2 separate regions of the Homo sapiens genome follow, and region 1 is linked to region 2. A link is a loop called in an ENCODE intact Hi-C map of the cell type or tissue named here. Cell type or tissue: lower leg skin. All regions are shown on one strand. Links, peaks and the distances in the headings refer to the core of each region. The heading gives the core; the rest is flanking DNA. Region 1 overlaps LOC107985340 (a long non-coding RNA gene). Region 2 holds the start of SLC6A16 (solute carrier family 6 member 16).

Region 1 (11,839 bases), core at 1,604-9,603, 80 kb after region 2:
CCACTGCACTCCAGCCTGGGCAACAAGAGCGAAACTCCGTCTCAAAAAAAAAAAAAAAAAGGAATGGAAAAACATACCATGCAAACCAATGAGAAAGCTAGTGTGGTAACATTAACATCGAAGTCAAGCAAGTAACACTACAGATTAGGAAGAGGATTTCATAATGATAAATGAGCCAATTCAGCAGGAAGCCAGAATTATATAAATGTTTATGCAGCTCATAACAGTTTCAAAATAGATAAAAATTTTCAGAACTCCAGCAAGAAACACATAAATTCATAATCATAGTTGGATAACACTTTCTTTTCAGTAGCTGGTGGAAAAGATAGAAAAAAAAAAAACATTTAAAATACAGGGAATTGGCCAGGCACAGTGGCGCACACCTGTAATCCCAGCACTTTGGGAGAATGAGGCAGGCGGATCACTTGAGGTCAGGAGTTTGAGACCCACCTGGCCAACATGGCAAAATCTCATCTCTACTAAAAATATAAAAATTAGCTAGGTGTGGTGGCATGTGCCTGTAATCCCAGCTACTCAGGAGGCTGAGGCAAGAGAATCGCTTGAAGCCAGGAGGTGGAGGCTGCGGTGACCCAGCCTGCACAACAGAGACTCTAAAACAAAAGGAGCACCATCATAGATCTTGATGACATCAAAATAATAATGGAATATTATGATCAAAATTATACCTATAAGTTCAACTTAAACACCTTGCAAGGTACAAATTACAAAGACTGATGCAAGTAGAAAATCTAAATAGCCCCATTTCTGAGTTTAAAAGTTAAATTTGGCCAGGCGCAGTGGCTTGTGCCTGTAATCACAGCACTTTGGGAGGTGGGTGGATCACTTCAGGTCAGGAGTTTGAGACCAGCCTGGCTAACATGATGAAACCCCATCTCTACTAAAAATATAAAAATTAGCCGGGCGTGGTGGCAGGCGCCTATAATCCCAGCTACTCGGGAGGCTGAGGCAGGAGAATAGCTTGAACCCAGGAGGCGGAGGTTGCAGTGAGCTAAGATCACGCCCTCCAGCCTGGGCGACAGAACGAGAGACTGTCTCAAAGTATATTAGCAAATTTAATCCACAAACAAAGTGGATACAGTATAAGCAAGTGGTTTTATCCCAGAAATTAATGTAACTTATTACATTAATAGATTAAAGGGAAGAACCATTTGACAAAATTCAACACCTATTATTGGAGGAAAAAAAACCTGCAACAAACTAGAAATACAACAGAACTTCCTCCATGTGCTGGGCAGAGATTCTCTACCTGAACATGATGGGGATTTTGCCCAGAAAATTCTTTGCTGGGGTGGGGAGAGGCTGTGCTGTGCATCCTAGAATGCTTGGCAGTGTTCCTAGCCTTCACCCTCAAGATGCCAGCATCAACGCTCCCCACTCAGCTGTTTGTGACAATGAAAAATGTCACATGACAGGCCAAGTGCAGTGGCTCACGCCTGTAATACCAGCACTTTGGGAGGCCGAGGTGGGCGGATCATGAGGTCAGGAGATCGAGACCATCCTGGCTAACATGGTGAAACCCTGTCTCTACTAAAAATACAAAAAATTAGCCAGGCGTGGTGGCGGGCGCCTGTAGTCCCAGCTACTCAGGAGGCTGAGGCAGGAGAATGGCGTGAACCCGGGAGGCGGAGTTTGCAGTGAGCCGAGATCACGCCACTGCACTCCAGCCTGAGTGATAGAGCGAGACTCAGTCTCAAAAAAAAAAAAAAAAAAAAAAAAAAAAAAGTCATATGACATTACCAAATGTCCCTGGAAGAGGTGGGAAATCACCCTCGGTTGAGAATCATTCATTGTGTTAAGGATATTAACAACAATGACAAAAGCTACAGCTAACATCATACTAAATGATGAAATACTGAATACTTTCCCCAATACTGAAAACAGGGAAGGGAAATCCCTTTACACCACTTCTGTTCAACACTATAGTGAAGTTCCTAGCCAGTGAAAGAAGGCAAGAAAAAGATATAAAAAGCATAGAAACTGGCTAGGAAGAAGTAAAACTGTCTTTATTCACAGATGTCATAAGCATGTAATTAGGAAATCCTAGGGAATCTACAAAAATAAAAAGCTACTAGAATAAGTGCACTTAGGAAAGTCACAAAAATAAAAGCCAATATACAAAAATAATCACATTTCTGCATACTAGCAACAAACCATAGTTAAGTGAAATTTTAAAAACAAAACCATTTACAATAGCCTCAAAAATCAAATGCTAAGACTATATTTAACAAAAGATATTCAAAAATCTCTATACTGAAAACTACAAGGTATTTTTGAGAGAAAAACCTAAATAAATGGAAATATTTGTTTATGAATTCAAAGAATTGGTGTAGGCCGGGCGTGGTGGCTCACGCCTGTAATCCCAGCACTTCGGGAGGCCGAGGTGGGTGGATTACTTGAGCTCAGCAGTTTGAGACCAGCCTGGCCAACATGGTGAAACCCTGTCTCTACTAAAAATACAAAAAAATTAGCTGGGCATGGTGGTACACACCTGTAATCCCAGCTACTCAGGAGGCTGAGGTAGGAGAATCGCTTGAGCCTGCGAGGCAGAGGCTGCAGTGAGCCGAGATCGCACCACTGCACTCCTGCATGGGTAACAGAGTAAGACTCTGTCTCAAAAAACAAGATATCAGTTCTCCCCAAATTGATCTACAGATTCAACACAATGGCAATTCAGATCTCAGCCAGGTTTGTTGAGGAATTGACAAGCTGATTCTAAAATGTACATGAAAATGCAAAGGACCGGCCGGGTGTAGTGGCTTATGCCGGTCATCCCAGCACTTTGGGAGGCCAAGGCAGGAGGATCACCTGAGGTCAGGAGTTTGAGACCAGCCTGGCCAACATGAGGAAACCCCATCTCTACTAAAAAATAATTAGCCAGGCGTGGTATCGGGTGCCTGTAATTTCACTTAGGAGGCTGAGGCAGGAGAATTGCTTGAACTCAGTAGGCAGGGAGGTTGCAATGACCTGAGATCACACCACTGCACTCCAGCCTGGGCAATGGAGCAAGACTCCATCTCAAAAAAAAAAAAAAAAAAAAAATGCAAAAGACCTAAAGTAGTCCAAACAATCTTGAGAAAGAACACGTTGGAGACTCATACTATCGAATTTCAAGATTTACTATAAAGCTACAGTAGTCAGGGCAGTGTTATATTAGCCTAAAGATAAACCAAAAGATCAATAGAACAGAACAGAAATCCACCTATACACATATGACCAATTGATGTTCAGTAAAGATATCACAGCAATTCAATGGGTAAGGGAAAGTCTTTTTAACAAACAGGGCTAGAACTACTGTATAGCCATATAGAAAAATATAAACATATTCCTGCCACATACCATACCCCCACCCCAAATTAACAGGAACCAAAGACCTAAATTCAAAAGCCAAAACTAGAAACTTCCGGAAGAAAACATAGAATATCTTTATGACCTCGGGCTTAGCAAAGATGTTCTATATTAAATGTAACAGGCCAGACACAAATGTCTATGTATTGTGTGAATCTATTATCTATGAAACCCAAGAACAGGTCAGACTTATATGTAGTGATGGAAATCAGTCATTGCTTCTGGGGTGAAGAGAAAGGAACCCAAAGTAACTCTCTGGAGTGACGGAAATTGGGGCATTGGTGACAGGGGTCATTTGTCAAAACTCATTAAAGTATACATTTAGTATCTGTGCTTGTTGTCTGTAAATTATAGCTCAATAAAAACTGAGTTTTGGCCAGGTGTGGTGGCTCACGCCTGTAATCCCAACACGTTGGGAGGCCAAGACAGGAAGATCGCTTGAGCTCAGGGGTTTGAGACTAGTCTGGGCAACATAAGGAGACCGTGTCTCTACAAAAAAAAAAAAAAAATTAGCTGGTCATGGTGGCACATGCCTGTGGTCCCAGCTACTCAAGATGCTGGGCGTGAGGATCGCTTGGGCCCGGGAGGCCAAGGCTGCAGTGAGCTGTCATCACGCCCCTGCACTCCAGCCTGGGTGACAGAGCAAGACTGTCTAAAGGAAAAAAAAAAATAGCCGGGGCCAGGCACGCTGGCTCATGTCTGTAATCCCAGCACTTTGGGAGGCCGAGGCAGGCGGATCACGGGGTCAGGAGATCGAGACCATCCTGGCTAACACAGTGAAACCCCGTCTCTACTAAAAATACAAAAAAATGAGCCGGGTGTGGTGGCGGGTGCCTGTAGTCCCAGCTACTCGGGAGGCTGAGGCAGGAGAATGGCGTGAACCCGGGACCTTGCAGTGAGCCGAGATCGTGCCACCGCACTCCAGGCTGGGTGACAGAGCAAGACTCTGTCTCCAAAAAAAAAAAAAAAAAGGAAAAATAGCCACGTGTGCCTAATAGCTATCATGCTGGACCATTGCAGCCCTAGAGGAGCAGCCTCCTGAGTGCTCTGCCCTTTATTATATAAAGCCTCTCAAACTGCAATGGGGGCCAGGTGCGGTGGCTCACACCTGTAATCCCAGCACTTTGGGAGGGCCGAGGCAGGCGGATCACCTGAGGTCAGGAGTTTAAGGCCAGCCTGACCTACATGGTGAAACCTCGTCTCTACTAAAAATGCAAAATGAGCCAGGGTATTTTTAAATTTTTAGTAGAGATGGGGTTTTGCCATGTTTTGACTGAGATGGCTTCCAACCAGAACAGAAGACAGCTGAAAGTCTGCAGCATTTAATTAAGCGAAGTAGGCCGGGCGCGGTGGCTCACACCTGCAATCCCAGCACTTTGGGAGGCTGAGGCAGGAGCATCATGAGGTCAGGAGTTCATGACCAGTCTGGCCCACATGGTGAAACCCTGTCTCTACTAAAAATACAAAAAATTAGCCGGGCGTGGTGGCAGACACCTGTCATCCCAGCTACTCAGGAGACTGGGGCAGGAGAATTGCTTGAACCCAGGAGACGGAGGTTGCAGTGAGCTGAGACCGTGCCATTGCACTGCAGCCTGGGCAAAGCGAGACTGAGAGCGAGACTTGGACTCAAAAAAAAAAAAAAAAAAATTAAGCACAGATTTACGGGCCAGTGACTCCATTCCCAAGCATAGGAAAGTTCTCACACAAACCCTAGAAACGGATGGTTCATCGTGATCATGTTTGGATCACGTTTGTGATTACAAGAAGCTGTCTCATTATTTAGGGAATCAAATATAAAATGTGGATCTTAAATGCATGCTATGGAGGACGGTGCAGCAGTCAAGGACAACAAACCAAGTCTACCTGAGTAACCGACGGCCACACTAAATCACCGTAACAACTCTCACCACTGTGGGGTGCTGAGCCCGGCGCAGTGCACCCATGGAGTCCTAGCTACTCAGGCTGAGGTTTGAGTCTGAGGCTGTAGCCCATGAGGACCATGCCTATGAATCGCCACTGCACTCCAGCCTGGGCAACAGAGTGAGACCTCATCTCTCTACAAATAAAACAAGGCCAGGCACAGTATCATCCCAGCACTTTGGGAGACCGAGCCAGGCGGATCACCTGAGGTCAGGAGTTCAAGACCAGTCTGGCCAACAGGGTGAAACCCCATCTCTACTAAAAAAAATTTAAAAATTTGCCAGATGTGGTGGTGCATGCCTGTAGTCCCAGCTACTTGGGAGGCTGAGGCAGGAGAATTGCTTGAACCTGGGAGGTGGAGGTTGTGGTGAACCAAGATCACCCCACTACACTCCAGCCTGGGCAACAGAGTGAGACTCTAAATAAATAAAAATAAGAAAATAGAGGGTAACGTGCCCAGAACCGAACCTGGCATGTAGGTCCTCTCTAGCTCACCGTCATGCTTGGTCCTTACTCGGGGTCGAGTTCCTTGCCCACTCGGCACTGGGAGGTGGGTCACCTGCTTTCCCTGGGCCACGGCCCAAGAAGCCTCAGAGAACTTGGACCTTACTGTGTTGTCAGTGGGAGGGGGTGACATCACCTGCGTCTTTGAACGTCAAACGGGGTTAAGGCAGCTCGGGGCAGGGGAGGCATCTTCTAGAAGCCATACTGCTCAGTGACTTCCTGGGCAAAGACCCCTTCATCCCCACAAAGTTCATGGCCTTGGAAAAAAAAAAAAAATCAATGCCAGCTTCCTGGTTCCCGACCAATTCCCAAATCTCCACCTGCCCCTCACACCTTTTTATTTACCTTAGAAGTCTCTAAACGTTTGTCACACTCCCCTATTAGATAACAACTTTCTGAAAAAACATCGCAAACAAACATCGAAAATTTACGTTGTGATCTACTGTCATTCTACACACGGTATCAGTGAAGCTTATTTTGCTTATTTTTGTTTAAAAAATAGAAGCAGAAGTCGTCAATTTTTCTTCCTGCATCCCCAACGTAACCAATTCTACAGCCCAATTTAGAGAGCCCTGAGAGCTCAGAGGCAAAGGCCCACCACCCCCTGGGCCCCTTCCTCCTCCTCCCTCGCTCTCCAGGGACTTTGGGTCTGGGATGTCCCAGCCTGGGGAACGGCTGTGTGGAATAGGGGTGGGGCTAAACTCTAGCAGGGAGAGAAGAGGCTGGGACCCCCTCCCCACCCTCACCCCCACCCCTTTTGTCTCCTCTCAGAGCCAGGACAGACCACCAGCCACCAGGAACTGCAAATCACCTGGGCTGTGGTGGAAGGAAGGTAAAATCCAACGTGGGAGATGCTTCCTAAGTCACTTGAGCTCCGGCTCCAGTGGAAAAAAAAAAAAGAAAACAAAAAAGAAAAACAGACTAGGCCAGGCGCAGTGCCTCACATCTGTAATCCCAGCACTTTGGGAGGCAGAGGCAGGCGGATCACCTGAGGTCTTTTTTGTGTGAGATTAGGGTGGTGACACGTATGGGCACTGAGAACACTGTTCCAAGTGCTACAGGAAGCCCCAGTGCCCTTCTTAATACTTCACAGGGGGCTGGGCACGGTGGCTCACGCCCGTAATCCCAGCACTTTGGGAGGCCGAGGTGGGGGGATCACCCGAGGTCAGGACTTTGAGACTAGCCTGGCCAATGTGGTGAAACCGCATCTCTGCTAAAAATACACAAATTAGCCGGGTGTGGTCGTGGGTGCCAGTAATCCCAGCTACTCAGGAGGCTGAGGCAGGAGAATTGCTTGAACTCAGGAGGCAGAGGTTGCAGTGAGCTGAGATCACACCATTGCACTCCAGCCTGGGTGACAAGAGCAAGAGACTGTCTCAAAAAAAAGAAAAAGAAAAAAGAAAAACAGACTAGGCCAGGCGCAGTGCCTCACATCTGTAATCCCAGCACTTTGGGAGGCAGAGGCAGGCGGATTACTTGAGGTCAGGAGTTCGAGACCAGCCTGGCCAACATGGCAAAATCTCATCTCTACAGAAAATACAATAATTAGACGGGCCTGGTGGCGCATGCCTGTCATCCCAGCTACTCAGGAGGCTGAGGCACGAGGGTCACTTGAACCCAGGAGGCAGATGTTCTGGTGAGCTGAGATCACGCCACTGCACTCCAGCCTGGGTGACAGAGCAAGACTCCAACTCAAAAAAAAAAAAAAAAGCATATTGGAATAATTGGGAAAAACGAATAAGGTCTGTAGATAATAGAAGTAGATCGATGTTACTTTCATGATTTCAATGGCACTGTGGTTACACAGGTGAATGTCCCCGTTCTGGAAATACGCACTGCAGTATTTAGGAGTAAAGGGGCATCATGTCTACAGCTTACTCTCAAATGGGTCTGCTACATAATAGGTATTGTTATAATAAATGTGAAAGGCGGTGATGATAAAGGAAACACGGTAAGATATCACAATCAAGGACTCGAGGTGAAGGGTGACTAAGCTCTTATAGGGCACTCTTCATTTTATTGCACTTAGCTTTATTGTGCTTCACAGATACTGCATTTTTTTTTTTTTAACAAATCAAAGGTTTGTGGCAACCCTGCATTGAGCAAGTCTATCAGCACCATTTTTTTCTAACGGCATGCGCTCACTGTGTGTCTCTGGGCTGCATTTTGGTAATTCTCACAATAAAATTTTAAATCTTTTCATTATTATTATTTTTTTTGAGACAGAGTCTCACCCTGTGCCCTGGCTGCAGGGCAATTTTGTGATCTTGGCTCACTGCAACCTCCGCCTCTGGGTTCAAACGATTCTCCTGTCTCAGCCTCCCGAGTAGCTGGGATTTCAGGTGCCCACCACCATGCTCTGCTAATTTTTGTATTTTTAGTACAGACGGGGTTTCACCATGTTGGCCAGGCTGGTCTCGAACTCCTGACATTGTGATCCACCTGCCTTGGCCTCCCAAAGTGCTGAGATTACAGGCGTGAACCACCGCACCGGCCTCATTATTATTCTTCCATCTGTGATGGTGATCTGTGATCAGTGGCCTTTGATGTTTCTATTGTCACTGGGGCCACCACAAACTATGCCCATATAAAATGGCAAACTTAATAAATGTTGCGTGTGTTCTGACTTCTCCACCCACCGGCCATTCCCCCATCTCTTTCTCTCCTTGGGCCTACCTATTCCCTGAGACACACAATATTGACATTAGGTCAGTTAATAACCCTACAATGGCCTCGCAGTGTTCAAGTGAAAGGAAGAGTCACACATCTCTCACTTTAAATCAAAAGCTAGAAATGATTATGAGGAAGGCTCATCAAAAGATAAGACAGGCCAAAAGCTAGGCTTCTTGCACCAGTTAGCTAAGTTGTGAATGCAAAGGAAAAGTTGAAAGATATCAAAAGTACTACTCCAGTGAACACAAAACTAAGGAGTGGCCGCATGCAGTGGCTCACACCTGTAATCTCAGTGCTTTGGGAGGCTGAGACGGGTGGATCACTTGAGGACAAGAGTTCAAGACCAGCCTGACCAACATGGTGAAACCCCATCTCTACGAAAAATACAAAAATTAGCTGGTGTGGTAGCGCACACTTGTAGTCCCAGCTACTCAGGAGGCTGAGGAAGGAGAATTGCTTGAACCTGGGAGGTGGAGGTTGCAGCGAGCTGAGATTGTGTGCTACTGCACTCCAGCCTGGGCAACAGAGCGAGACTCTGTCTCAATCAATCAATAAAAAATAAGAAGTCAAACAGCCTTATTACCGATATGGAGAAAGTGTTGTCTGGACAGAAGGTAAAACCCTTAAGCCAAAGCCTAATCCAGAGCAAAGCCTTAACACTTTTCAGTTCTATGAGGGCTGAGAGGAGGAAGCTGCAGAAGAAAAGCCTGAAGCCAGGAGAGGTTGGTTCATGAGGTTTAAGGAAAGTAGCCATCTCCGTAAAGAAAAGTGCAAGGTGGCTGGGCACGGTGGCTCATGCCTGTAATCCCAGCCCTTTGGGAGGCTGAGGCGAGAGGATCACCTGAGATCAGGAGTTCGAGGCCAGACTGGCCAACGTTGCAAAACCCTGTCTCTATTAAAATTACAAAAAGAAAAAAAATTAGGCATGGGTGGTGGCGGGAACCTGTAATCCCAGCTACTCAGGAGGCTGAGGCAGGAGAATCACTTGAACCCGGGAGGCAGAGGTTTCAGTGAGCCAAGATCGCACCATTGCACTCCAACCTGGGCAACAAAAGTGAGACTCCATCTCAAAAAAAAAAAAGGTGCAAGGTGAAGCACCAAGTCCTGATGGAGAAGCTGCAGCAAGTTATCCAGGAGATCTAGCTAAGATCATTGATGAAGGTGGTTGCACTAAACAACAGATTTTCAATGGAGACAAAAGGCCTTCTACTGGAAGAAGATGCCATGTAGGACTTTCATAGCTATAGAGAAATCAATGACTGGCTTCAAAGCTTCAAAGGACAGGTGGGCTTTCTTGTTAGAGGCGAATGCAGCTGGTGACTTTAAGTTAAAGGCAATGCTCGGCCGGACGCGATGGCTCATGCCTGTAATCCTAGCACTTTGGAAGGCCAAAGTGGGCAGATCACTTGAGGTCAGGAGTTTGAGACCAGCCTGGCCAACATGGTGAAACCCTGTGTCTACTAAAAATACAAAAATTAGCCGAGTGGTACACACCCGTAATCCCAGCTACTCAGGAGGCTGAGGCAAGAGGATTGCTTGAACTCAGGAGGCAGAGGTTGCAGTGAGCCAAGATTGAGCCACTGCACCCCAGCCTGGGTGACAGAGCAAGACTCTGTCTCAAATAAATAAATAAATAAATAAATAAATAAATAAATAAAGGCAATACTCATCTATAATTTCAAAAATGCTAGGGCAGCTGGGCACAGTAGCACACACCTGTATTCCCAGCACTTTGGGAGGCCAAGGTGAGCTGATCACTTGAGGTTAGGAGTTCGAGACCAGCCTGGTCAACATGGTGAAACCCGTTCTCTACTAAAAATACAAAAATTAGCCAGGCTTGGTGGTGGGCACCTGTAATCTGAGCTACTTGGGAGGCTGAGGCAGGAGAATCACTTGAACCCCGGAGGCGGAGGTTGCAGTGAACCAGGATCACACCACAGCACTCCAGCCTGGACAACAGAGTGAGACTCCATCTTAAAAAGAAAAAAGCTAGGGCCCTTAAGAATTATGGTATATCCATTTGACCCAGCAATTTCATTGCTGGGTATATGCCCAAAGGGTTATAAATCATTCTGCTATAAAGACACATGTACACGTGTGTTTCTTGCAGCAGTATTAACAATAGCAAAGACTTGGAACCAAGCAAAATGCCCACCGATGGTAGACTGGATAAAGAAAATGTAGCACATATATACCATGGAATACTATGCAACCATAAAAAAGGATGAGTTCATGTCCTTTGCAGGGACATGGATGAAGCTGGAAACCATCATTCTCAGCAAAGTAACACAGGAACGGAAAACCAAACACCACATGTTCTCACTCAAAAGTGGGAGTTGAACAATGAGAACACATGGACACAGGAGGAGAACACCACACACTGGGGCCTGTCAGGGGTGGGGGCAAGGGGAGGGATAGCATTAGGAGAAATACCTAACGTAGATGACAGATTGATGGGTACAGCAAACCACCATGGCAAATGTATACCTATGGAACAAACCTGGGCTGGGCGCGGTGGCTCACGCCTGTAATCCCAGCACTTTGGGAGGCTGAGGTGGGCGGATCACGAGGTCAGGAGATCAAGACCATCCTGGCTAACACAGTGGAACCCCGTCTCTACTAAAAATACAAAATATTAGTTGGGCGTGGTGGTGGACACCTGTAGTCCCAGCTACTTCGGAGGCTGAGGCAGGAGAATGGCATGAACCCGGGAGGTGGAGCTTGCAGTGAGCTGAGATCGCGCCACTGCACTCCAGCCTGGGCGACAGAGCGAGACTCCATGTCAAAAAAAAAAGAAGAAGAAGAAGAAGAAAAGAACAGAAAAGAAGGTCAAAGCAAAGCAAACAAAAACAAAGTGGGGAAAGGCCACACTATTCAACAAATGGTGCTGGGATCATTGGCAGCCACATGTAGAATGAAACTGGATCCTCCTCTCTCACCTTATACAAAAATCAACTAAGATGGATCAAGGACTTAAATCTAAGCCCTGAAACCATAAAAAATCTAAAAGATATCATTGGGGAAACCCTTTTAGACATTGACTTAGGCGAGGATTTCCTGACCAAGAGCCCAAAAGCAAATGCAATAAAAACAAAGATAAATAGCTGGGTCTTAATCAAACTAAAGAGCTTTTGCACGGTAGAAGGAACAGTCAGCAGGGTAAACCGATCAACCACAGAGTGGGAGAAAATCTTCACAATCTACACATCTGACAAAGGACTAATATCAATATCCAGAAACTACAACGAACTCAAATTAGCAAGAACAAAAACAATCCCATCAAAAAGTGGGCTAAGGACATGAATACACAATTCTCAGAAGAAGATATGGAAATGGCCAAGAAACATATGAAAAAATGCTCAACATCACTAATGGT
Region 2 (11,839 bases), core at 2,072-10,071:
ATCTTCATTGGATCGTCCTTTTTCTAGCTTCTAAAATTTGGGGAGTCCTAGCCCTTTCTAGCTACACTCACTCACGAGATGATATCATGCAGTGCCATAGTGTTCATCGCAATCTACAATACTGTTGACTTACCAATTTATATGCCTAGCCTCAAACTTTCCCCTGAACTGCGGACTCAGGAAGATTCATTTCCCAGGTCTCCTTGCAGTGAAGGACAACTTAACCTCTGCCTTTGGCTGTATAATTGACATCTCAAACTTAACACGCCCAAAACGAAACTATTGATTCCCTCCCACCTCCTGCACACTCCAGTACTTTCCTTTTCAGTAAATTGTCACTCCATCTTCCAATTCTTCAGGCCCAAAGTTTTGGAGTCTTTTTTTTTTTTTTGAGGTCTTGCTCTGTCACACAAGTGGGAGGGCACTGGCACGATCATGACTCATTGCAGCCTCAATCTCCTGGGCTCAAGTGATCTTCCCACTCAGCCTCCTGAGTAGCTGGGACAACAGATGCGTGCCACCACACCTGGCTATTAAAAAACACTTTTCTTTCCTTTAAGAGACAAGGCCGGGCTGGGCACGGTGGCTCACGCCTGTAATCCCAGCACTTTGGGAGGCCGAGGCGGGCGGATCACGAGTTCAGGAGATCGAGACCATCCTGGCTAACACAGTGAAACCCCCGTCTCTACTAAAAATACAAAAAATTAGCCAGGCGTAGTGGCGGGCGCCTGTAGTCCCAGCTATTCGGGAGGCTGAGGCAGGAGAATGGTGTGAACCTGGGAGGCAGAGCTTGCAGTGAGTGGAGATCGCACCACTGCACTCCAGCCTGGGCGACAGAGCGAGACTAGACTGTCTCAAAAAAAAAAAAAAAAAAAAAAAAAGACAAGGCCTTGCTATGTTGCCCAGGCTAGTATCCTACTATCAAACTCCTAGCCTCAAGCAATCCTCCCACCTCGCCCTTGCAAAGTGCTGGGACTACAGGTGCAAGCCACCGCTCCCGGCTGAGTCATTCTTGATTCCTCTCTTTCTCTCAGACCCCAAACCTAATCACCATTAGTTTTCTAATGCTCTGTAACAAATTACCCCAAATTTAGCAGTTTAAAACAATAAACATTTCTTAGGCCAGGAGCGGTGGCTCACTGTAATCCCAGCACTTTGGGAGGCTGAGGCAGGCAGATTACGAGGTCAGGAGTTCGAGACCAGCCTGACCAACATAGTGAAACCCCGTCTCTACTAAAAATACAAAAATTAGCTGGATGTGGTCCCACCTGTAGTCCCAGCTACTCGGGAGGCTGAGGCAGGAGAATTGCTTGAACCTGGGAGGCGGAGGTTGTGGTGAGCTGAGATCGCACCACTGCACTGCAGCCTGGGCAACAGAGCAGGACTCTATCTCAAAAAAAAAACACAATAAACATTTCTTACCTACTGTAGTTTTTGTGGGTCAGGAATCTGGGAGCAGCTTAGTTGGATGATTTCTGCTCACAGTGTTTTATGAGGTTGCAGTCAAGATGTTGGCTGGGGCTGTAGTCATCTGGAGATTTAACTACGGCTGGAGGATCCACTTCACCATGGTTCACTCACCTGGTGCTGGTTGCTGGCAGGAAATTTCAGCTCTTCTCTTATATGGATCTCTTCACAGATTGCTTGAGTGTCCTCACCGTATGGTGACTGGCTTCCTTTACAGAAATCAGTTGAAGGGAATGGGCAAGTAAGAAACAGCAATGCTTTTTATGACCTAGTCCTGAAGTTCCCCACCATTACTTATGTTCATTGGAAGCCAGTTGCTAAGGAGAGCCTGCACTCAAAGATTGGGGAAATAGACTTTATCTTTCAAAGTGTTGAAGAATTTGCAGACGTATTTTAAAACCACCACACAATCCATCAACACATCATGTCGGCTCTATTCTTGAAATAGATCCAGAATTTGACCACTTTTCACCATCTCCATTGCTATTACCCAGATCTAATCAACACCATCACTTGCCTGGACTAGAGATTTCCTCCTCACTGGGCTCTCTGCTTCTATCTTTAGCCCATTGCTATGATTTGGCTGTGTCCCCACCCAAAATCTCATCTTGAATTATAATCTTCATAATCCCCATGTGTCAAAGGAGAGACCAGGTGGAGGTAACTGAATCATGGGGGTGGTTTCCCCAGGCTGTTTTTGTGATAGTGAGTGAGTTCTCATGAGATCTGATGGTTTTATAAGGGGCTCTTCCCTCCTTTGCTTGTGAAGAAGGTGCCTTTTTTCCCCTTTGCCTTCTGCCATGATTGTAAGTTTCCTGAGGCCTCCCCAGCCAAGCTGAACTGTGAGTCAATTAAACCTCTTTTCTTCGTAAATTACCCAGTCTTGAGCAGTTCTTTACAGCAGTGTGAAAACAGAGGAATACACCCATACATGCTATTCTCTGCCCAGAAGCCAGGGGGAGCCTGCCATTAAAATGAAAGTCACTCCTTGACTCAGAACCCTCAAATAGCTTTCATCTCACCCAGAAAAAAAAGAAAAAAATTCCGACCATGACCTATAAGGGCCTCCAAATAATACTCTGGCCCCTGCCACTGCTCTGATCTGATCTGTTGCTACCCTTTCCTCAATCACTGGGATCCATTCATATCAGACTCTTTGCCATTTCCAGAACCCATCAAGTGTACTTCTTGCCTCAAGGCTTTTGCTGTTGCCATTTTCTTTGCCTGGAATGTTCTTCCCTATGCTGTTCACAAGGCTCCCTTCCTTCAGCTCTCTGCTGAAATATCACTTTCCCCAAGAGTCCTTCTTGACTACCCTGTCTAAAGTAACTCCCTATCAGCACTCTTACTCTCTGAAATTCTTTCTATTTAGGCATTTACTTTCTTTGTGCAACTGGAACGTAAAATCTTTTTCATAACTATATCCCAGGGGTCTAGGACAGTGTGGGGCACATCATTCAATAAATATTTATTGACCGACTGAGACTTTTCCTGGTGCCTTGAACACACAGTTTGCCCTGCCTCAGGGCCTTTGCACAGCCTCAAGGCTTGAGATGTTCACACACATTTTTCACCTAGCAAATAATCCTTTAAGCCTCAACTCCAGTGTTATTTCCTTAGAGAAATCCTCCTTCTAAATTAGGTCTATGGGCCGGGCGCAGTGGCTCACGCCTGTAATCCCAGCACTTTGGGAGGCTGAGGCGGGCGGATCACCTGAGGTCAGGAGTTCAAGACCAGCCTGGCCAACATGGCAGGCTGACTCTACTAAACCCTGACTCTACTAAAAATATGAAAATTAACCAGGCGTAATGGCAGGCACCTGCAACCCCAGCTACTCGGAAGGCTGAGGCAGGGAGAATTGCTTGAACCCGGGAGGCAGAGGTTGCAGTGAGCCGAGATTATGCCACTGCACTTCAGCCTGGGTGACAAAGTGAGATTGTCTCAAAAAAAAAAAAAATTCGATAGAAATAAATAGGTCTGTGGCCCTTTTCTGTCGCAGCACTTTTTTTTTTTTCCTTGAGACAGGGTCTTACCCCATCACCCAGGCTGGAGTGTAGTAGTGTGATCTTGGCTTACTGCAACTTCTGCCTCATGGTTTTAAGTGATTCTTGTGCCTCAGCCACCCGAGTAGCTGGGATTACAGGCGTGCACCACCACACCTGGCTCGTTTTTGTATTTTTAGTAGAGATGGGGTTTCACCATGTTGGCCAGGCTGGTCTTGAACTCCTGGCCTCATGTGATCCGCCCACCTTGGCCTCCCAAAGTGCTGGGATTACAGGCGTGAGCCACCATGCCCGGCCTGTCATAGCACTTAATACAATTTATAATCATGTAATTATTTGAGATTCATCATATATCTGTTTTCTTGTTGTGTGAAGCAAAACGAGGGCAGGAATGGGGTCTGTTTTGTTCTCTACACTATTCCCAGTTCCTAGCATTTAGTAGACTCTCGATAAATACGTGTTGAAAGATTGAATGATTCCCAAAGATTGTGATGAATTCTTACAGCACCCCCAAAATTTCCTCTTCATCTCTTTGTTCAATCATAACAATTTAAGCCTTTCATTCTCAAAGTGTGGCTCAGGGACTCCTGGGGGCTCTTGAAACACTTTTGGGGGTCCATGAGGTGAACATTATTTTCATAATACTACTAAGATATTATTTGCCTTTCACTTTCATTTCCTCTTTGAATATAGTGATGTTTGCCAGAAGCTACAAGACATGAGCTATTTTGACACACTCAGTGCAGAAGCAGATATGAGAATCCAGCTGTCTTCTATGAAGCCAGACATTAGAGAGATTTGCAAAAATGTAAAATGATGCCATTCTTCTCCCCAAATTTTTTCTTTTTTTTCCTTTTTTTTTTTGAGACGGAGTCTTGCTCTGTTGTCTAGGCTGGAGTGCAGTGGCAAAATCTCGGCTCATTGCAACCTCTGCCTCCTGGGTTCCAACGATTCTCCTGCCTCAGGCTCCCGAGTAGCTGGGATTACAGGTGTGTGCCACCACGCCCGGCTAATTTTTTTTTTTTTTGACTTTTAGTAGAGACGGGGTTTCATCATGTTGGCCAAGCTAGTCTCGAACTCCTGACCTCGTGATCCACCCGCCTTGGCCTCCCAAAGTGCTGGGATTACAGGCGTCAGCCACCGCGCCCAGCGCCAAAATTTCTTTTGGAGTAGAAATTATAGTTATTTTAAATAAAAATGTTATTTTGACACATAATGAATTTTTAAACAATGACTATTTTAGAAATTTATTTTAATATTGATAGATACAACTCACATAAACATACAACCCATATAAATGTAACTCATAAATTATTGGAGTCCTTAATAATTCTTAAGAGACCGGAAAGTATGAGAACGGATGACCTAAGTAAATCTTTGAGTTTTTAATTCTTGTCTGCAGCCCTAGTAGGCTTCTGAGCTCTCTTAAGGCAACGTCCCTGTCTGCCTTGTTGGACGCATATTTAAGGTTTGGTTTCTAGTAGGCGATCTTTAAGTAAATGCGAAAGGTTTGAAGGCTAGAAGGAATGAATGAGACGATTCTCCCACTTCCTACCCTCTTCTTCCTTACATGAAGTGGAAGCAAAGTGCATGTGCCAGAGAAAGGCCTTGTCTTAGAGCCCCGCCTGAAGCGTGGCATCGTGGGTGTCGGGGTGGGGTGCGGTGGGGAAGGGAGTGGCGCGTGAGCAGTCAGAGGATGTGCACACGTGCGTGCGTGTGGGGAGAGAGCAGGGAGTTGGGGAGGGCGAAGTGGTTACAGTGTTTGCTACAGCTGTAGGGAAAGAGTGAGGGGGCGCGGCGGCGCATGCGCAGAGAATCGGCGGGAAAGGCCGCGCGCCAGGCAGATCGAGGGGTGTCGCCCAAACCGATCTGTCGACGCCTGAAGGGGCCTGAGGAGATTGCTAGGCTTCTCAGCTGGGGCTTCTTCACCCTCATTTTTGTCCGACTGGCTGGACTGAAGAACCTGGCAGAAGCCTTGGGGCTAGGGTGAGGGTCACGGCCCAGGGAGCCCTAAAATGTTCCCACATCTGGGGTGTGTGGGGCTGGGCGCCATTTTCGAGGCCCGGGCCCACTGGGCTCCACTGACGGGTGACAGGTGACTGGCTGGGAGCCTCCTGGTTGCCCTGGGCTCTGTGGAGCTGAGGGATCAAAGGGGTCCCTCCTTTACCCCCCACGTAGGACAGAGGAAACTGTCTTCGGCTCTCCTCACTCATCCAGTCCGAGTTTGAGCCAATTCCTTGACAGGATTCGGCCATCAGTCCCTGCCTTTGGGGAAAGCCATCAGTGTCAAGTGCCCGAGTGGCAGAAACCCGGGTCTAGCCCCATCACTGGTCTGTTAGGGCAGTTATTTTCTGCTTTTTGCAGAAATGGGACACCAGCTCCTTATTTTCCTTTTCTGGAGGTTATAGTTCCAGGGAAGGAGGTAATGTGAGGGGAATGGGCATTTCTGGGGGATCCTGAGCACTCCCCACAGGGCATGAGCCTAGGAGTTGCTTGGGATGACGGTGTAGGGGCACCATGGAGGGTTGCACCCATATGGGAAGAGGAGTCCGCCTGGGGCTCAAGGGGCTTTATGGATGTTGGAAGTGGCCAGCTGGCCAAAACTCAGTTCTCTCCCTTCCGTAAAGCTTGCTTTTAAGGACAACTGTTCTAGAATGTGTTTAAGAAACATGAATCTATTATTTTTTATTTATTTATTTATTTGAGATGGAGTCCCACTCTGTCACCCAGGCTGGAGTGCAGTGGCACGATCTCAGCTCACTGCAACCTCTGCTTCCCAGGTTCAAGCGATTCTCCTGCCTCAGCCTCCCAAGTAGCTGGGACTATAGGCGTGCGCCACCACCCCCAGCTAATTTTTTGTATTTTTAGTAGAAACGGGGTTTCACTGTGTTGGCCTGGCTGGTCTCGAGCTCCTGACCTCAGCCGATCCACCCGCCTCAGCTTCCTAAAGTGCTGAGATTACAGGTGTGAACCCCCGTGCCCAGCCTATTATTATTATTTTTAAGAGACAGGGTCTCTCTCTGTCTCCCAGGCTGGAGTCCAGTGGCATGATCACCTCTCACTACAGCCTCGAACTTCTGGGCTCAAGCAATCCTTCCACCTCAGCCTTTCAAAGAGCTGGGATTACAGGCTGAGCCACTGGAGGCTTGGTTTTCACTTATTTTGGGTGTATACCCAGAAGTGGAATTGCTGGATCATATGGTAATTCTATTTTTAAGTTTTTGAGGAACCACCATAGTGTTTTCCATGGTGGTTGCACCATTTTACATTCTGACCAGCAAGGCACAAGGATTCCAATTTCTCCACATCCTCACCAACACTTCTTATTTTCTGCCTTTTTATATTAGCCATCCTAATGGATGCGAGGTATTATCTCATTGTAGTTTTCATTTGCATTTCCTTAATGATTAGTGACGTTGAACATCTTTTCATGTACTTCTTGGAGATTGGTATATCTTCCTTGGAGAAATGTCTATTTAAGTCTTTTGCCCATTTTTGAATTGTGTTGTTTGTTTCTTTGTTGTTGAGTTTTACGAGTTCTCTATATATTCTGAATATTAATCTCTTATTATACATATGATTTTCAGATATTTCCTCCCATTCTGTGGGTTATCTTTTCACCCCTTTGATAGTGTCTCTTGATGCACAAATTTAAAACATTTTAATGAAATCCTGTTTGTTTCTTCTTTTGTTGCTTTTGCCTTTGGTATCATATCCAAGAATTCATTGCAGATCCACTATCATGAAGCTTTTGTCGTATGTTTTATTCTAAGAATTTTATAATTTTAAGTGTTACATTTAGGTCTTTGATTTATTTTGTGTATTTGTATGTGGTGTTAGGTAAGAGTCCATCTTTACTCTTTTGCCTGTACATAATCCAGTTTTCCCAGCACCATTTGTTGAAAAGACTGTCCTTTACTCATTGAGTAGTCTTGGCACCCTTGTAAAAAATCATTTTTCCATACATTGTTTCTGGGCCCTCTATTCTGTTCCCTTGGTCTGTATCTTTATGTGAGTAACACACTATTTTGATTACTATAGCTTTGTAATATGTTTTGAAATCAGGAAATGTGAGTACACCAGCGTTTTTCTTCTTTTTCAAGATTATTTTGGCTGTTCAGGGTCCCTTGAGATTTCATGTTAGTTTTAGGACGTGTTTTTCTATTTCTGCAAAAAAAAAAAAAAAAAAAAAAAAAAAAAAAAAAAAAAAAAAAAAGCTACTAATTCTGTAGATTGCTTTGGGTAATACTGACATCTTAACAGTGTTGTCTTCCAACCCATGAACATGGGATATTTTTCCATTTATTTATGTCTCCTTTAATTTTTTTCAGCAATGTTTTGTAGTTTTCTTTGTACATGTCTTTCACCTTCTTGGTTAATTCTTTTTTTTTTTTTTTTTGAGATGGAGTTTCACTCTTGTTGCCCAGGTTGGAGTGCAATGGTGCAATCTCGGCTCACTGCAACCTCTGCCTCCCAGGTTCAAGTGATTCTCCTGCCTCAGCCTCCTGAGTAGCTGGGATTACAGGCATGTGCCACCATGCCTGGGTAACTTGGTAATGGAAACGGGTTTTCTCCATGTTCGTCAGGCTGGTCTCGAACTCCTGACCTCAGGTGATCTGCCCACTTTGGCCTCCCAAAGTGCTGGGATTACAGGCTTGAGCCACCGTGCCCAGCCAAGTTAATTCTTAAGTATTTTATTCTTTCTGATGCTATTACAAATGGAATTGTTTTCATAATTTTCTTTTCAGATTGTTCATTGTTAGTGTATAAAAATGCAACTGAGTTTTGATTGTTGACTTTGTATCCTGCTACTTTGCTGAATTCATTTATTAGCTCAAAAATTTTTTTGGTGAAAATTTTAGGATTTTCTACGTATAAGATCATATAATCTTTCTAGTTTGGTTTCCTTTTATTTATTTATATTTTTGCCTAATTTCTCTGGCTAGGACTTCCAGTACTATGTTGAATAAAAGTGGCAAAATTAGACATTCTACGCTTGTTTCTAATCTTAGAGGAAAAGCTTACAGTCTTTTATCATTAAGTATGACATTTGCTGTGAGTTTTTCGTATATGGCTATTATGTTGGGATATTTTCCTTTTTTTTTTTTTGCTGAGACATGGTGTCACTTTGTGACCCAGGCTGGAGTGTAGTGGTGTCATCATGGCTCACTGTAGCGTTGACCTCCTGGGCTGAAGTGATTCTCCCATCTCAGCCTCATGAGTAGCTAGGACTACAGAAGTACATCAACACACCCAGGTAATTAAAAATTTTGTTTGTTTGTTTGTTTGTTTGTTTTTGAGATGGAGTCTTGCTCTGTCACCCAGGCTGGAGTGCAGTGGTATGATCTTGGCTCACTGCAACCTCTGCCTCCCAGGTTCAAGCGATTCTCCAGCCTTAGCCTCCCAAGTAGCTGGGACTACAGGTGCACACCACCACATCTGACTAATTTTTGTATTTTTAGTAGAGATCAGGTTTCACCATGTTAGCCAGGCTGGTCTTGAACTCCTGACCTCAGGTGATCCACCCGCCTTGGCCTCCCAAAGTGCTGGGATTACAGATGTGAGCCACTGCACCTGGCCCCAGGCTGGTCTTGAACTCCTGGGTTCAAGTGGTCATCAGGCCTCCCAAAGTGTTGGGATTACAGGCATGAGTCACCATGCCCAGCCGTATTTTCCTTTAACTCCTAGATTGTTGAGTTTTTTTTTTTTTTTTTATCATGAAAGGGTATTGAGTTTTGTCAAATGTTTTTTCTGCATCAGTTGAGAGAATCATTATTTTTCTTTCATTTTGTTAATGTGGTATATTATATTGATTGATTTTTGTATGCAGAACCATCCTTGCATTCCAGGAATAAATCCCACTTGGTCATGGTATATAATCCTTTTAATATGCTGCTGAATTAGGTTTGGTAGTATTTTTTTTGAGGATTTTTGCATCAAAGTTCATAATGAATATAGGTCTGTAGTGTTCTTTTCTTATAATGTCTTTGTATGGCTCTGGTATTAGGGCAATGTTGGCCTTATAGGATGAATGAGGAAGTGTTCCCTCCTCTCCAATTTTTTGGAAAAGTTTGAGAAGGATTGATATTAATTCATTAAAGGTTTAGTAGAATTCACCCATGAAGCCATCAGGTCCAGAGCTTTTCTTTGTTGAGAGATTTTTGATTACCAATTCAATCTCCTTACTAGTTATAGATCTATTCAGATTTTCTGTTTGTGATTTAGTCTTAGTAGATTTGTATTTCTAGGAATTTGTCCATTTAATCTAGGTTATCCAGTTTATTGGTGTACAGTTGTTCATAAGTTCATAGTACTCTCTTATAATCCTTCTATTTCTGTAGAATTGGTAATAATGTCCCCATTTTCATTTCTGGTTTTAATCATTTGAGTCTTCTCTTTTTTTCTTAGTACATCTAGTTAAAGGTTTGTCAATTTTGTTGATATTTTTAAAGAAACAACTTTTGGCTTCTCTATTGTTTTTCTATTCTCTATTCATTTCTGCTTTAATTTTTATTATTTTCTTCTGCTAGCTTTGGGTTTAGTTTGCTTTTCTAGTTTCTTAAGTTTTAGAGTTAGGTTATTGATTCAAGATCTGGTTTTTTTTTGTTTGTTTGTTTGTTTGTTTTTAGAGGGAGTCTTGCTCTGTTGCCCAGGCTGGAGTGCAGTGGTGTGATCTCGGCTCACTGCAACCTCCGCCTCCTAGGTTCAAGCGATTCTCCTGCCTCAGCCTCCTGAGTAGCTGGGATTACAGGCGCCCACCACCATGCCTAGCTAATTTTTGTATTTTAATAGAGATGGGGTTTCACTATGTAGGTCAAGCTGGTCTTGAACTCCTGACCTCAAATGATCCACCCACCTCAGCCTCCCAAAGTGCTGGGATTACAGGCGTGAGCCACTGCATCCGGCCTCTTTTTTGTTTTTTAATGTAACCATTGATAGTTATAAATTTCCCCCTTGGCATTGCTTTTGTTGCCTCCCATAAATTTTAGTATGTGTGTTTTCGTTTTCATTTATCTGTAAGTATTTTCTAACTCCCCTTGTAGTTTATTCTTTGATCCATTGGTTGTTTAAGAGTGTGTTGTTTAATTTCTACAAATTTGTAAAATTTTCAATTTTACTTTTGTGATTCATTTCTAACTTCATCCTATTGTGGCTGGAGAAGATATTTTGTATGATATTTATCATTCTAATTCTATTGAGAAAAAAAGGAAATTTGTGGCCTACAAATTTGTGGTCTCTCCTGGAAAATGTCCCATGTGCACTTGAGAAGAATGTGTATTCTGCTGCTGTTGGCTAGAGTGTTCTGAATACATCTGTTAGATCTGGTTGGTTTATTGTGTTAAGTCCTCTATTTCCTTGCTTATCTTCTGTCTGCTGCTTCTGTCCATTGTTCGTAGTGGGGTATTAAAGTCTCCAGTTATTATTGTAGAACTGTCCTTTTATCCTTTCAATTATGTGAGTCTTTTCTTGATATATATATGTATATGTATATATCGTATAGGTATATGTATATACATATACACATATACACATATATGTATAAGTATATGTATATACATATACACATATACACATATGTATATGTATATGTATTTATATGTATATACAAATATATATATATACACACACACATATATGAAGGAATTAGGGAGGAGTAAAGAAGAGTACTTGGTCAACATACAGCAGGTTCATCTCATTGTACAAATGTAAGTTTCTCAAGCTTCAGTTCTATGGGCATCTGGCTTGTTGGAAAATTGGCCTGGTTTCATTTTCCCATCCTCCCTTTATTTTGGACCTCCAGTTACACATTTTAGGCCATTTGATATTGTCTCACAGTCACTAATGCTCTGGTAATTGTTTTCAGTCTTTTTTTTTTCTTTGTGCTTCATTTTGGATTGTTTCTATTGCTATATCTTTAAGTTCACTGATTTATTAAAATCTGCCAGTAATCTTCAGTGAAATTTTCATTTCAGGTGTTGTATCATCTCTAGAAGTTCTATTTGATGTTTAAAATATATCATGGCTAGGCATGGAGGCTCATGCCTGTAATCCCAGCACTTTGGGAGGCCATGGTAGCTGGATCACATGAGATCAGGAGTTCGAGACCAGCCTGGCCAACATGGCAAAACCCTGTCTCTACTAAAAAAAAAAAAAAAAAAAAAAAATAGCCAGTTGTGGTGGTGCACACCTGTAATTCCAGCTACTTGGGAGGCTGAGGAAGGAGAATTGCTTGAAACTTGGAGGCAGAGGCTGCAGTGAGCTGAGATCAGTGTGGGCAACAGAGTGAGACTCTGTCTCAAAAGAGAAAATATCTATCTGTCTGTCTAGCTAGCTAGCTATCTAGCTATCTTATATTCCTCATTCTGTTC

Evidence for each region. Hi-C counts contacts between places; a loop is a spot of excess contacts. Peaks named below come from ENCODE experiments on the same cell type or tissue, not always from the same donor. Only the 100,000 strongest peaks of a DNase experiment are listed, where the experiment ranks them.
Region 1: a loop joins it to region 2, with 2.1 times the contacts of the local background. A loop is called at or near these places in 2 of 110 quality-filtered maps.

Annotation. Positions count from the first base shown.
Region 1 is chr19:49,237,933-49,249,771 of GRCh38, reverse strand. The region is part of intron 2 of LOC107985340 (a long non-coding RNA gene); the gene reads right to left. Among named protein-coding and RNA genes, the nearest start is that of MIR4324, 65 kb to the left of the region's middle. In lower leg skin, for the core only: no CTCF peak of the experiment used is centred there; a DNase peak (open chromatin) is centred at 5,821.
Region 2 is chr19:49,318,665-49,330,503 of GRCh38, reverse strand. It overlaps SLC6A16 (solute carrier family 6 member 16), which reads left to right and starts at 5,313. Exons shown (of 12, transcript NM_014037.3): 1 at 5,313-5,456. RefSeq lists a silencer at 3,055-3,206 and an enhancer at 4,000-4,149. In lower leg skin, for the core only: no CTCF peak of the experiment used is centred there; no DNase peak of the experiment used is centred there.